Linked DNA regions of Mus musculus: all the other regions are linked to region 2. Evidence: chromatin contacts called from ENCODE Hi-C or POLR2A ChIA-PET data. All regions are on one chromosome and are shown on one strand. Each heading gives the region's core, a stretch centred on a gene start or an enhancer-like site at or near the end of the contact. The rest is flanking DNA. Distances are from core to core; before and after follow the strand shown.

Region 1 (2,700 bases), core at 93-2,592, 35 kb after region 2:
AACCCTGAGTCCTAGCACTCAACCCTGAGATTGTCAGTTTTTTCTTTACAGAACAATTTGAAAAGCGCTCCTGGCCCAAGACAGTAATTACCTAGCTGGAAGAACGATAGCTTCTGATAAAGTCGTAAGGGCTGCATGGGTCAGAACTGTCACTGAACAGGCATGGTGGTACACACCTTTGAGCCCAGGATTTGGGAGGCAGAGATACACTGGCCTCTGTGAGCTCAAGGCCAGCCAGGTCTACACAGAGTTCCAGGTTAGCCAGGGAGGGCTATACAGAAAGCCTGTCTCAAAACAAAACAAGACAACCAGCTAGACCTGGTGGTGAACTCCTGCCAGCGCTTAAGAGACAAATGAAGGTGGATCCCTGTGGGTTCCAAGCCAACTTGCTGTGTATATATATATACTCTCTCTCTCATTCTCTCCCTCTCCATTCATATATATATAGTGAATTCCAGGTCATCCAGGACTATATTTAGTGACATCTTGTCTCTAAACAAAACAAAAAAATTGTTACAAACCCACTTCAGTGAAAGATAAGTAATGACTTACCAGACATTAAGGGATGGCTTGAACAAACGAACACACACGCACACTCAGTCTACCAGATTAAGCTGCCTTGTGGGGTAGCGGAGTCTCTGTCCCCTCTCTCCCTCTCTCCCTCTCTCCCTCTCTCCCTCTCTCTCTCTCTCTCTCTCTCACACACACACACACACACACACACACCTTCCCCCCCCACCCCCCAGATCGCCTCCTGAAGAGGAAGCAAGGATGGATGCCAGGGACATGCCTTCTAACTGCAGCAGAGCTTGCATCCAACTCTTAACCCCAGAACTGAGGTTCACAGGGAGATGGCAGTAATCGCGACTCTATACTGAAAGAGGGGTGCGAGCCTAGTTCAGAGGCGCTACCGGCTACCTGTAGAGATCTTCATCTAGCGGCTCGAGGTTGAGCACGCTCGTGACCAGCACACTACGGAGGTCCCCGGAAAGGTCGCCGCGGTCGGCGTCGCCATGAGCATCTCCCAGACCCTCTGGCGCTGACATTTTCACTGCTGGCTGCGGTTGAGAGAAACGCGGAAACTTATATAGGCTCCCAGCGCTTCCGGAAGGTCGCTCCAGGGGCCGGAAATCCCAAGGGCTCCGGGGAGCGAGACGCAGATTGTGATTGGTCGATGTGCTTGTCAATTTCAGAGTGGGCGCGGCTAGCTCTATCTTAAGATTGGAGGATATTTGTGTCAGTTTTGGACATCCGCGTGTGATTGGGTGAATCAGCGAGGGGGCGGAGCCTTGGAGATGAATAATAAGGGATGAGCGTCTTTCCTCTTCTGTCACTGAGCAAAGTCGCCCCTAGGTTGCTGTTACCGGTCTCCTCCTGTTCTGGGCTCCTCCCAAGCGCCCTGTAAGCCACTCACTCGGGACCGCAGCTGGGCCCGTGCCAGCCGTTACCCAGTGACCTCTGACCCCTGCCGTGGTTCTAGGTTCTAGGAGGGCCAGTCCCCGGCCATGGAGCTAGGCAGCTGCTTTAAGACCTACGAGGACTTCAAGGAGTGTTTCAGCGCCTACAAAAAGGAGACCAGGTGCTCCTTCATTGTCAGGGACTGCATCTCCGTCCGCTTCCATAACCTCAACAACGGCACCTCTTTCCGCGAGGATATCCTGTAAGGGCGGGGCAGGAGGGTGGGGAGGAGGGCTGCCTGGAGGAGGAGGGCGTGCATGGAGGAGCCACGTTCCCCGTGCCTGCGGAAAAACGAGGGAAACCTCACCGGCGTGGCCTTTGCTACCCGCCGCGCTTGCTCCCACTCCTTCATTCACGAGCTTTCCTGGGAATTCGCAGTAACTGCATCTTGTTGTTTTTCCGTTTTATTTGTTTGTTGAGAGAATCTATCTCAAGCGCAAGGCTGGTTGAGGAGTGAATTGAAACGCCTTAGTAATAATTTCCTCCATTAGCCTCCTCTTTACAAAGCAGTAATGGTGCTCATTGGTTGGTTGGTTGGTTCTTTTCGGTGATTGATTTTGTAAATGATTCTTGAGCTCCAGATACAGCCGTTTTCAAACACCTTCCTTATCCAAGGTGGTGCTCCCTGAGTGCCTTTCTTACTCTGCAGGGCTGTGTGTCAGAATTATTGGTGGTAGCTCCCTGACTCATTTGACTTTAGGGGCTAAAAGCTGATGAAAACGCCAGGGCTTTTAGGGTTCAGGTGAAACAGCCTACTATAAATTTAGCTTTTAGTTTTTCTTTGAAAGAAAGAATAAGGGTGCAGGTTTAGAAGCCCAATGCGAAAAGGTTGAGGCCGGCGGGTCATGAGTTTGAGACAAATCAGTTTGGTTTAAAAAAAAAAATACAGGGAAAGGGGGTTGGTGGTGGAAGCCTTTAATCCCAGCACTCAGGAGGCAGAGGCAGGCAGATCTCTGTGAGTTCGACGCCAGTCTGGTCTACAGAGCAGCTTCCAGGACAGTCAGGGCTACACAGAGAAAACCTGTCTTGAAAAACCAAAGTGGGGAGTTGGGGGGCGGGAGGGAGAGACAGAGAGAAATGGGAAGCAGCCCCGCCCCTTCGTAAAAAGGAAGGTTTGTGTGCCCAGTCTTTTGCTGTGAAATCTAATCATATGAATCAATTTGAAAGTCAATTCAAGTTTTAATTACAACATATAGGCCAACTGAGTGTCAAAATATACCAAAGTTTGAGTCAGGGATTGAG
Region 2 (2,806 bases), core at 61-2,560:
TGTTTCTTTAAGGTACATTCTCATATAGCCCAACCTAACTTAGAGATGACCTTCAACTCCTGCCTGTTACCACCTTCCAAGAAATTATAGGCATGCACCCCCTGAACCCACGTTTACTAATCGGGAGTCTGCTGTCTCACCTGCCTAGGTTGTTTAAGTTCTTTTTTTTTTTTTTTTTTTTTTTAAGATTTATTTATTGGGCTGGTGAGATGGCTCAGTGGGTAAGAGCACCCGACTGCTCTTCCGAAGGTCAGGAGTTCAAATCCCAGCAACCACATGGTGGTTCACAACCATCCGATCACGAGATCTGACTACCTCTTCTGGAGTGTCTGAAGATAGCGACAGTGTACTTACATATAATAAATAAATAAATAAAATCTTAAAAAAAAAAAAAAAGATTTATTTATTATATGTAAGTACGCTGTCTTCAGACACTCCAGAAGAGGGAGTCAGATCGCGTTAAGGATAGTTGTGAGCTACCATGTGGTTGCTGGGATTTGAACTCAGGATCTTTGGAAGAGCAATCAGTGCTCTTAACCGCTGAGCCATCTCTCCAGGCCCCCCCCCCTTTTTTTTTTTTTTTTTTTTTTGGTTTTTGGTTTTCGAGACAGGGTTTCTCTGTATAGCCCTGGCTGTCCTGGAACTCACTTTGTAGACCAGGCTGGCCTCGAACTCAGAAATCCGCCTGCCTCTGCCTCCCAGTGCTGGGATTAAAGGCGTGCGCCACCACGCCCGGCTTAAGTTCTTGGGAACCCAAAGTAACTAACATTTTAATAGGGTGAGGAGAAAAATGCTTCCTATTCCAGAAGATGTGCCCCCTGCTGGGCGTGTCCCTGGACGGACCAGCGAATTTGGACGGAAGTCCAACCACCGCCCGGTGTGTGAGCACTCGTTCGTGAAATCTCAACACTTGGCAGTGAAAGCAGGAGGGATCAAGAAGTCAAATTCATACCTGGCTGCACAGCCAAATCACAGGCCAGCGACAGGAGTCGGGGTTCCAAAGAGACCCGGCGGGGGAGGGGCGGCGAATACACGTGGACCGGTCCTTGGACCCTTTAATGGTCGGCGTCGTCCAAAGGCCACCAATCCGCCACCGATTCGTTAGTTAATGGCAGCTTTCTTCACCAATTGGCTAGCTGAGGCACGCCCCGCCGTCCAATCGTGGCGCGTTACTGGGGAGGACCTAGCAGTTGCGCAGGGGCAGAGCATTCCGGGGCGTCCCATTGGCTGGATCAAACCTAAGCGAGCCTTTGATTGGCTAGCGCAGCGGGAGGGTTGCAATTCAAACGCGGGCGGCGGCCCGCAGCCCCGCAGTTGCCCTTTCCTCTCCACACTCCTGTCTCGGTGCCAGTACCTCTGGGATGGCCTCACAAAACCGCGACCCAGCTGCTGCCAGCGTTGCCGCGGTTCGAAAAGGAGCCGAGCCCTGCGGGGGCGCCGCCCGAGGCCCTGTGGGCAAGCGGTGAGTGGTGCGGAGGTCACCCCGGGGCTTTGGGACAAATGAGGGGGTACCAGGAACGCAGGAAATGGAAGGCTGATGGCGCTGCCAGGCAGCTCTCATAGGTTGCCCTGCGAGCGCTGGGGTTAACATGGGGTCGAAGGCTCACCTGGGTCCTCTAATTGAGTGCCAGAGCTGAACCTGCCTTTGAAGAAGGGGTAAGGCCTCCACGACAGGATAGTCGTGTGGGAAGTGATATATTTCCTCGACAGTATCCATTGCCCCGAGTAACCCCGACTTCTCCTTGCAGGCTACAGCAGGAACTGATGATCCTCATGGTAAGTGTGTTCTAAGATCAATTGACCTACCTTCCCATCCCCCACCCCGTTATCCGTAACTTCCTTTACTACTTCAGGCCACCTGCTAGTATGGGTGCAATGTACTCACTTATGGAAGCCCTTTGAACGCCCACCGTCACGAGCTCCGCAGCTGTCGGGCTTATCTGGGCTCATCGATGCTTACCTTTTCAGGCCCCAGCTCTAACCTTGCCCAGCCCCACCCTTCTTGGAATTGCTGGTCCCATCACCTTCGAATTCTCTCCTCTGGTCGTCCTTTGCTACATTACCCCTAAATAGCAATCTGCATGTTTTAGTGACACTTAAATTCCTGGTGAAAACCAGATTTTGGAGGGAAACTTTGGAAGCACGGGAGGTGCCTCCTGTTGCCTCCTAGCCTGGCGATCAGCCTGAGAGTTGGCTCTAACTGCTTTATTCAGAGGCAGAGTATGCTGCGGGCAGTGCAGGCTCTCACCCAGTGATTGACCCGGTCAATCAACAGGTTCAGTCAACAGGGTCTGCAAGAGAGAGAGTGGAGATGGAGGGGCAAGAGATGCAAAGAATGGGGACAAGACAGTTTCAAGTCTCATTTATTGGAAGGCAACTATAGGTGTATAAGCACAGGCTGGGGAGTGCAGCTGGAGACACTTAGCCAGTCCAGGATGTGTTTGGGAAAAACAGGATGATATTAGAGTGTGTTCAGCTGTGGTGAGCTTCTTGCAAAAGCAGCATTGTCTCTCGTCAGGGTGGAAAAGTACCAACCTGTAAGTAAATAGCCTGAGATGGCTGCAGAGATGATAGCCGCTTTCTGCTAAGAGTGGGCTCCCAACAAGTGACCCCTTTGGCTGTGCCTGAAAGTGTACACTGGAACCCAGCAGTTGAGTGTTGTTTCCTTCCTCAGACATCTGGTGACAAAGGAATCTCCGCCTTCCCTGAGTCAGACAACCTGTTCAAGTGGGTGGGGACCATCCACGGAGCAGCCGGCACCGTAAGTGGGCAGCACTTTGCCTGGGCACAGGCTCTGAGCCCTGTG
Region 3 (2,700 bases), core at 58-2,557, 53 kb after region 2:
CCAATGGGGAGCTGCAAGACCGTGGAATCATCCCAAACACAGATCAGCCTGAAAAGCAAGGTCAGAACCACATGATTCGGGACCTAAGCAGGGAGCTGGCAAACCTGCTGATGCAGACCGAGGGGCCAGAGCTGGAGGAGCGCTGCTCCACCCTGCGCAAGATTGTGGACATCTGGGCAGACCCCTATCAGCTGCCTGAGTCCAGTCAGCAGCCAGTTGACTTCAGAGACGTGGGCTGCCTCCCTTTCCTCTGGGGAAAGCTAGAGGAAGCAGACAGCCCCCCTCTTGCTGAAGCCATGGTTCATGATTGAAGTGTTTGTACTAGTGAACCCATCTCAGAACCACCTTGGGACAGTTCAAAGTGGTGGGTCAGACTGTAGGTCAGTATTTTTATCAGTGTCTTCCTAGGTAAGGGCTAAGAAGATCTTAAAACTCGGGGGAGAGGGACTCCACTGTGACAATCCTTTGACCCTGCCTCATTTCAGCCCTACCTTTGGCGTTCTGTAGACACCTTGTTCATTGTTCAAAGCCAAAGTTATTCCATATGAAAGGGCATGCTCCTTTCTTCCCAGCCTACACAGACGAACCCTTGCCCAGGTTAGGATAAACACAATGGGCCCGGAAAGGAGCTTTGTGTCCAGAGACAGAGGGGGAGGAGGGTAGCCCTTGATTGTCAACTGTTGCTGCTCTTTAGAAAATACCTGTTACGTATTTTTATTCACACTAATAAAGTCGGTTTTTGTTTTGTTTCACGTTTGTGTTTTTTGAGACGGGGCCTCATGTAGCCCAGACTAGCGGCCTCAAAACGTTGTCATTTTAAAGGAACCATGAATGTTGTCTAATGGGGTACTTGACATTCAGAGGGTTAGTAATGCACCCCCATACTCTGCCCTCTTCCTACCAACCTATCCTACAACACAGATGGTAGCTTGTCTTGTTCATTCTGTCCTGTCAGGGACCAGGAGGAAAGACCGACCTAAATCCTAGATTTTACTGCAAGCCACTTGCTGGGACGCTGTGGGCAAATTCCTAATTTAAACTTTTTAATTTTATTTTCGAGAGAAGCCTAGCCTGGAACTTGATGTAGACCAGGCTGGCTTCTGCTTCCCCAGTGCTAGGATTAAATACGTGTGACACCACACCCAGCTGTTTAAGACTTGGTCCTACTAGGTTGCCTGAGTTAGCTTCAAATTCTTGATCCTATCTCAGACCCTGAATAACCGGAATTACAAGCCTCAGTTTCTCCACAAGGCAAAGAATGCAGGATTACATTTGCACCTTTTTCCACCATTCTGTATCTACGGAGCTTGACAGCTCGATAGCCGACAAACTAAATGTTGTCCGTATAAAACACTGCTCTTTTTTATTTTTATTTTGGCCTTTAAAAGGTGCCGCCTTTCCAGCCCCCTAGACCGAAGGGAGGCTTCGCCCTCGGGCGGCCTGTTCCGGGCTTGAACATCCTTCCACAAGCTCTCATTGGTGATTTCTGGCCGAGCCTCTGTAACCCTGGCAACAGCCCCGTCCAGGAGCTGCCAGTCCAGGATTGGTCCGTAACTCCCAAGTTCCACAGCGAGCTCCTTTGGTCTGAGTCATTGTGAAGCTGGCGTGGTGATTGGCGAGGCTGGACGTCAGTCAGTCGGAGGCGGGCCCAGTGGGAGGAATGGCTGCCGCGTCTGCCGGTGCGCGAATGGTCTCGGCCGTGGAGGCGTGAAGCCGGGTCTCAGCGACTAGTGCATTCAGCTTCCACCAGTGGAAGGTGGATTTCGGCTCCGCTGGGCTTGAACACGAACCTCAGCCTTCCGCGTCCCCCACCGGTGTTCAGGTGAGGTCAGAGGCCGCCTTCCCTTCCTGATCCATAATTTGGGACTCTATAGGATGCCATCAGGATCTGGAGCCAAAGCTCGGCTTCCAGCTGTTGTAATGATGGACAGATAGCCTATGCTTTCTACCTCAGTCTTTCATGTGTCTTTGAACCTGAGTCTTTCATCGGCGAAATGGGGACAGTGAATGGAGCCAAATGGGAAACATTTGCATAAAGCATTACATCCAATCAGGATATGTGTAGGCGCAGGAGAGGTTACACACATGCTAGCCCCCTTAAAGTGAAAGGAATTGCCGGCCAGTGGTGGCGCATGCCTCTAATCCCAGCACTTGGGAGGCAGAGGCAGGCAGATTTTAGAGTTCGAGGTCCACAGAGTGAGTTCCTGGACAGCCAGGGCTATACAGAGAAACCGTCTCGAAAAAAGCCAAAAGAAAAAAATAAATAAAGTGAAAGGAATCAAGTTTCAGAGAAGGCAATTGGCTTGCTCAATATTTCACAGCAAATTTTGAGCAGTTTTTTTTTCCTGGTATATACCAGGACCAAAGAAAAAGTTGGTAAGAATTATAAGAATTTGTGAACAGAAAGGCCATGCAAATATTTAGAATGATTTTTAAAAAAGAATTAAATGTTGACACATGCCTTATTTGCAGCACTTGGAAGCTGAGGTGAGAGGATTGCTGTGGACAAGTCAGAGCTACACAGCAGAATCCTTCTGTAGAAAAAGAAGGTCCACATGCCATATGGGTTTTTTTGTTTTGTTTTTTGAGACAGAGGGGTACTCTGTGTAACAGCCCTGGCTCGCCTAGAACTCACAGAGATCAGCCTGCTTCTGCCTCCCAAGTGCTAGGATTGGCCATGTGTTTTCAATCCTCTATACT

Evidence for each region. A loop is a pair of places that touch in the nucleus more often than their neighbours do. ChIA-PET counts read pairs that join two places held with the same protein, here RNA polymerase II (POLR2A).
Region 1: POLR2A ChIA-PET joins it to region 2 with 53 read pairs in embryonic stem cell. The contact joins the promoter of Zswim3 here to the promoter of Ube2c in region 2. A Hi-C loop is called at or near these places in 1 of 37 maps with a recorded cell type or tissue (gastrocnemius). POLR2A ChIA-PET finds 5 or more read pairs at or near these places in 4 of 5 experiments (Patski and embryonic stem cell).
Region 3: POLR2A ChIA-PET joins it to region 2 with 44 read pairs in embryonic stem cell. The contact joins the promoter of Zswim1 here to the promoter of Ube2c in region 2. POLR2A ChIA-PET finds 5 or more read pairs at or near these places in 4 of 5 experiments (Patski and embryonic stem cell).

What each region holds. Positions count from the first base shown.
Region 1 is chr2:164,803,772-164,806,471 of GRCm38, forward strand. It overlaps Zswim3 (zinc finger SWIM-type containing 3), which reads left to right and starts at 1,343. Exons shown (of 2, transcript NM_178375.2): 1 at 1,343-1,660. The coding sequence starts at 1,506. Acot8 (acyl-CoA thioesterase 8) reads right to left here and starts at 1,110. Exons shown (of 6, transcript NM_133240.2): 1 at 919-1,110. The coding sequence starts at 1,046.
Region 2 is chr2:164,768,619-164,771,424 of GRCm38, forward strand. Ube2c (ubiquitin-conjugating enzyme E2C) reads left to right here and starts at 1,311. Exons shown (of 6, transcript NM_026785.2): 1 at 1,311-1,462; 2 at 1,749-1,776; 3 at 2,675-2,761. The coding sequence starts at 1,362.
Region 3 is chr2:164,821,379-164,824,078 of GRCm38, forward strand. Zswim1 (zinc finger SWIM-type containing 1) reads left to right here and starts at 1,308. Exons shown (of 2, transcript NM_028028.2): 1 at 1,308-1,822. Zswim3 (zinc finger SWIM-type containing 3) reads left to right here. Exons shown (of 2, transcript NM_178375.2): 2 at 1-749. The coding sequence ends at 311.